Linked DNA regions of Mus musculus: region 1 is linked to region 2. The links are chromatin loops, found by intact Hi-C in ENCODE. Cell type or tissue: left cerebral cortex. All regions are shown on one strand. Links, peaks and the distances in the headings refer to the core of each region. The heading gives the core; the rest is flanking DNA.

The links. Hi-C counts contacts between places; a loop is a spot of excess contacts. Peaks named below come from ENCODE experiments on the same cell type or tissue, not always from the same donor. Only the 100,000 strongest peaks of a DNase experiment are listed, where the experiment ranks them.
Region 1: a loop joins it to region 2, with 9 times the contacts of the local background. A loop is called at or near these places in 7 of 42 quality-filtered maps.

The regions. Positions count from the first base shown.
Region 1 is chr6:3,508,561-3,511,380 of GRCm38, reverse strand. The region is part of intron 2 of Vps50 (VPS50 EARP/GARPII complex subunit); the gene reads right to left. Among named protein-coding and RNA genes, the nearest start is that of Vps50, 12 kb to the right of the region's middle. In left cerebral cortex, for the core only: a CTCF peak has its summit at 1,421 (motif pointing left); DNase peaks (open chromatin) are centred at 808 and 1,382.
Region 2 is chr6:5,400,030-5,402,849 of GRCm38, reverse strand. The region is part of intron 2 of Asb4 (ankyrin repeat and SOCS box-containing 4); the gene reads right to left. Among named protein-coding and RNA genes, the nearest start is that of Asb4, 11 kb to the right of the region's middle. In left cerebral cortex, for the core only: CTCF peaks have their summits at 1,081 and 1,283 (motif pointing right); a DNase peak (open chromatin) is centred at 1,270.

The DNA of each region.
Region 1 (2,820 bases), core at 153-2,652, 1.9 Mb after region 2:
AAGTAAGCATCGATGTTCAATATTTTATTAAGGGAATAAAGCAGCCTGGCTTATTTGAGCAACCTGGCAGGGAACTTGCTGTTTAGAGGCTATTTCCCGGTCTCACACGCAGCACATTGACTACATTACCACCTAGCTGCTCCTCCATTCGATTATCTCGGAGGTAGATAACGCTACAGGAACAAACACACAGAAAACGTAGACTGCGGATGTAGCTTTATGAGAAGTGAAGAAAAAGATTCGTAACAGATATTTCAGTCAGTATTTCTGCTTTAGCCGGGCTACTTTTAATCTCAACATAAAAACAAAAGGTTTTATGGGGATTCAAATCCATAAAACAAAGCAAGCCCTCAAATGAAGGATGTGAGGAGAACATTTCCAAGATATTTACGGTTTCTAAGGAACGAAATGGTCATTTTAAAAAACAATTTCACATCACAGGGTCACTTCTTAGGGAATTCATCTGTGTTTAAGGAAAAAATAAAACAACTACAAGCTTTGCATTTTGGTAATTTCAAATTATCCAAAACTCCATACTGATTGAGCCCAAAACCTAATCCATAAGTAACTAGTTGTAACTGCCCCCCTCACAACTAAAGTCAGCACAAACAGCACCTTATACACATAGCACTCAATTTTAGGTAGCTATTCAAACTAATTATATAATGCAAACTGACATGAATCCCTCAGTTCATAGGTCACTATCAAAACTGCAGAAAATTAATAGAATAAATCCTGGAACCCCAACGTCTCTCATATTAGATCACAGTTTACACATGCTTGATTCTCTACCTAGAGGGCAGGAAGCTAAGAGAGACAGATAGACAGAGACAGAGAGACAGACAGACTGAGTGTGTTAGAAGGATGAGGAGGAGAGATTTTGTTCCTCTAAGCATACATTTCCTGTCTGCTCTCTTGTCTTGTGTGTGTTTTAACTGTTAGCATCTTTTCATCAGTCAAGATGGCAGGGCAGAAATGACAGTTACAACTGCTGTGGTCTCGTAAAGCTAACATCCTGTTAGAGCCCTAATTGAAAGCAAAAAATTAATAAATTTAGTTGCCAAAATCTATATACAGTGAACAAGAAAAAATATATGGTTTTCAATATTTGATCAGTATTATTAAAGTCATAAATCACTGAACAAATAGATATAGGGTTGATCTACTTCCAAAAGAAACAATTCAAACTAATTATATAATGCAAACCTATTCTCAGATCTCAGGTCCCTCAAACCATGTACCACATAAGATTATAATGAACTGCCATATGTCTGATTACGTGGAAAAATGGTACATTTCTTATATTCCCACTAGAACAACAATAACAATCTATGAAATGTAGCGGCTTTCTCAGTTTGTTTCTGTGTAAGTAAAGCAGGCTGTAAATGCCTACCCTGTTTTCATCAGGTTTAAAGTGCCATCTAGTGGAGTACTGGTTACATTACAATTTGAAAGAAGGCTACAAGTAAATGATTTATGAACACTTGTGCAAGGGATATTAAAGTATGACTATTTTAACCCATACCTGAAATAAGATTAGGTAATAAAAACATTTTAATCACTTTATGGAAAAAGTAAGTAATGAATAAAAACTGATTTCAACCATAGAAATGTACTACATTGATCTACTTATAAATCACAAAAATCAGAAGTCATAAATTTTTTTCTTGACCCTTTGCCAAATATTCGTATCAATTTCTTTTGTTAAAATGTAAACCCAAGTCTGGGATTTTAACATATTTTCATGTATTTACTGTATGAAAAACATTGACGATAATAACATTGGAAACCTTAAAACTTTTAAACTCTCTTTAAAAATAATGCTCAGCTTCCATGACACACTGTCTGCCACTACTGGGATGCTAATACTGGAGAGCACACAGCACATTCAGGGAGTCAGACAGTAAAGTGCCATGCGCGCCCTCCCTGTGTTTTCTCGGCTCTTAGATCCGCTTAGAAGAACAAGGTCTATGCTGAGAGGAGCATCGCAGCCCCTCCAGCCTCGGGGCTTCTTGGGCTTTCCCTGTTCATATCTAGCAAACCCTGAATCTTGGACTCTGCTTTCTTTTCTTTTCTTCCCCCCCCCCCTTTTTTTTGGATTCTGCTTTCTAAACGTCCCTCAAACATACAGCTTCTCTGTTTCTCCACGTCATGAATGTGTCTTCTTAATCAGCAGCCAGGACTTCACCCCTGTGTAACAAACACAGACAGACACCCCTCACCTTTCCTCATCAGATCTAGGACCCTGCTTTTGAACCACTCCTTGGTCTCCAGCGCCATGCATATGATGTCCAAGGTTTCTCCTTAGACCTTACACTAGTCTCAAAATATACAATTAAAATAATAAAAAATAAAACAAGAGCCTCTGGCTCATCAGACAGCTCGACAGACAAACCGTTCTCCTCTTCCCCGCCCTCGTTTTCCTAGGGAGCTGAACCAGCATGGAAATTGCAAATATTAATCCTTTTTAACCTAACTAGCCACAGTGTGATCCAGCCTAATAACCCACTCCCACATACACTGGCTTACTGTAGAGCCTTCCAATATCACAACTCAAGCTAATCCAAGTCTGTCTTCCACTTTACAGTTCCTTCTTCCAATGAGAAAGATATTATGACAAAGAAAAAAGAAAAGTACTCATGCATTAAACTTGTAAACTGGGATGTTCCCGAGAATTTTAGGGGATTAAAATCTATCAGACAATGTAAGGTGAGTTTCATTTGTTATTCTAATTTTCTGCCCAAAGGAAAAACATAAATATACTTTGGGGTTCATAATGTTACCAGCATTAAAAAGAAAAAAAATGAACTCATTCTTGAG
Region 2 (2,820 bases), core at 35-2,534:
TACCAAGTCAAAGAATAGCCTGGGCTACTGAGACCCTATCTTTTAAAAATCCTAAAATTCAGGGTCTTAACCTATAGATGACATGTCTTTAAAAAAAAATTACTTATGAGAGATTACTACAGGGAGATGGCTCAACAGGTGCATGATAAATGGAGGCAACTGAAGCTCAAAAGTTGCTCTCTGAACTCCGCACCTCAACCATATGGTGTGTGTGCACACTCATGTGCAAGCACACAAACACACACACACACTGTAAGCAAAGATTACAAAAAGTTATTTAGATACTGTTAGATATTAGCTAACAGTAATGTTTGATAAATAACTTACATATTATTTTCTGATACACATAGTATTACACAATTAAAATATATATCTATACTGTTCATGCCTTCATATAAAAGCCTATTTAAAAAAAAATTAAACATTAGCCAAGTCTAATGCCTGTAATGAGTAGCTCATGCCTGTAGCCCCAGCACTCAAGAGTCTAAGACAAGAAAATTCCTACAAATTAGAGCCTCCCTTAGACTGAGTTCCAGACCAACCAGACCCTATATAAACAAACAAACAAACAAATAAAAATTGTCTGTACAAATGAACATACTTTTATATCATTTATTTTGTACATGGGATATATATAGCATAACAAAATATTCTATTAAGAAGACAAGTATTTCTAAATTTTTCAGTAATATACATAATTCTGTAGTGGTGAAAGTAAATCAGATATGTCTTAACATTTTATAAATATATGTATATACACATATATATTTATATACATACATATACACAATATACATATATACATATACGTGTATCTATCCATATGTATGGGTATGTATGTATAATATGTAAAGTTTGGAAGTTCAGGTGTACAGTTTACAAACTGTGTGGTTGCCAGATTGTTCTGAAGACGCACAGGAAATTACGGAGCCCAGTCCTAGACTCATGCTGAACGTGTCTAGCTTGCCTTTTCTGTTGTCTCCAACTCTCTGAATAGCCTTGTTTGGAGGGACAGCTACAGCTTGAATTTGGGCCTGGGAACAAATTAAATCTCTGGGTCAAATGTCTTCCTGTCCAAAATGAATGTCTAATCCCAGAAATGGGATTCCCAAGTAAAAGTGGGTGTGTGTAGTCAAGATTCCCCCCAGTGTGTACTACCTTGGCGGTGGCTGAGAAAGAGGAAGCCTGGCAGCCGCTGCTGAAGAGCCAGCCACCTGCAGCTGAAGGAAGCCTTACTCTTCTTGGCAGTGCAGGCACTGCTAGGCAGCCCATGCTCCAGTAGATGGCTCCACACGCACACTTATATGGGAAGCACCAAGTGAGCTTAGTGAGTTACTTTAAACAGAAGGGGGCAAGGATATAAAGGCAGGGAAATGTTAGGAGTAGTTGGGGGGTGTAAAAGAGGGGAATATGATGGATGTATCCTCATATTTCATTGTATACATGTATAGAATTCTAAAGGTTTAAAAATGGGAAAGGAGAATGAGGACAGTTAGGACATGGCTTGTGGGTTCCAGGTGTCACCCTGCTGTCCCTGCTAACAGAACAACAGATCTGTCATTTCTTATGATATGAAATCTAAAGTTTAAACTATTTAAATATGAACAAAATCCAAACTCAATCTAACATGAGGAAGGAAGTAAATATAAAATGTGGGGGTGTCCAGAACATAGGAGCTAAGCAAGCTGGTAACAGCGATTCCTTCACCTCTCTCTCTCTCTCTCCCTCCCTCCCTCCCCCCCTCTCTCTTCCTTTCTGTCTCTCTCTGCCTCTCTCTCTCTTTCCCTCATCTCTCTGCTTCTCTGTCTCTATCTCTGTCTTTCTGTCTTTCTCCATGTCTCTCTGTCTGTCTGTCTCTCTCTCTGTTTGTCATTTTCTCTCTCTCTCTCTGTATCTGTTATTCCCTTTCTCTCTCTGTCTCTCTCCATCTCTTTGTCTCTTTTTCCCTCTGTCTCTCTGTCTCTGTCTCTCTCCATATGTCTCTCTGTCCTTTTCTCAGTCTCTCTCTGTCTCCATCTTTCTCTCTGTCATTTCCTCTGTTTCTTTATCTCTGTCTGTCTGTCTTTCTGTCTCTGTCTCTCTGTCTCTCTCTCTCTTTCAGTCTAGACCTCCCGGTCCCTCCCTGTCTCTCTCCCTTCCCCTTCTCCCCCTTTCCCCCTCCCTCCTCAGAGATCAGCAGTGCTGATGACCCCTTCATTCCCATGGCTTCAGGGGCATCTTTTGGACTCAGTAGTGCTACTACACTTAGTGCTACTACACTTCTTGAGTAAATTATTTTTGCAGTCTTCCCTACTCTCACACAAATATCTACCTTTCCTGCTTTCTCTCATTTTTCACCAATGCCTTTGCCTCCGAATGGTTGATGGGGAATTCCTCAGATTTGGATGGCCTCACCTTATCTACTCTGGTGTTGGAAATCATCTTATAGGGCATTGTTATTAAAATTGTCTTGTCATCTACAGATCTCATCCCATCTTATCTATGGAAACCTGGGTACTTGAAAGATTACTAAAGTAACTCTGCTGTGCCCGTGGTCTGCAATTTTCCTTTGGCCTCCCCTACAGTCACCTTTAGCCTTGCAGCCTGCCCCAGCCATCATAATCAGGTTATTCTTGAGCCCTTTCCCCAGGCAAACAGCTTTCAGAAGTTCTTACCATATTCTCTTCAAAACATCCATTTACACATACCCCCTCCCCGAGCCTAATCTGGCTTCCACTGGATGCCATCAAGCTGGTTTTCATTTTGTTTAGTTTTGCTGTTTTGGTGTTAACCTTTCACCTGATTTAAGGAATATCTCATTTAATCTTGAAAGCTTTTCCT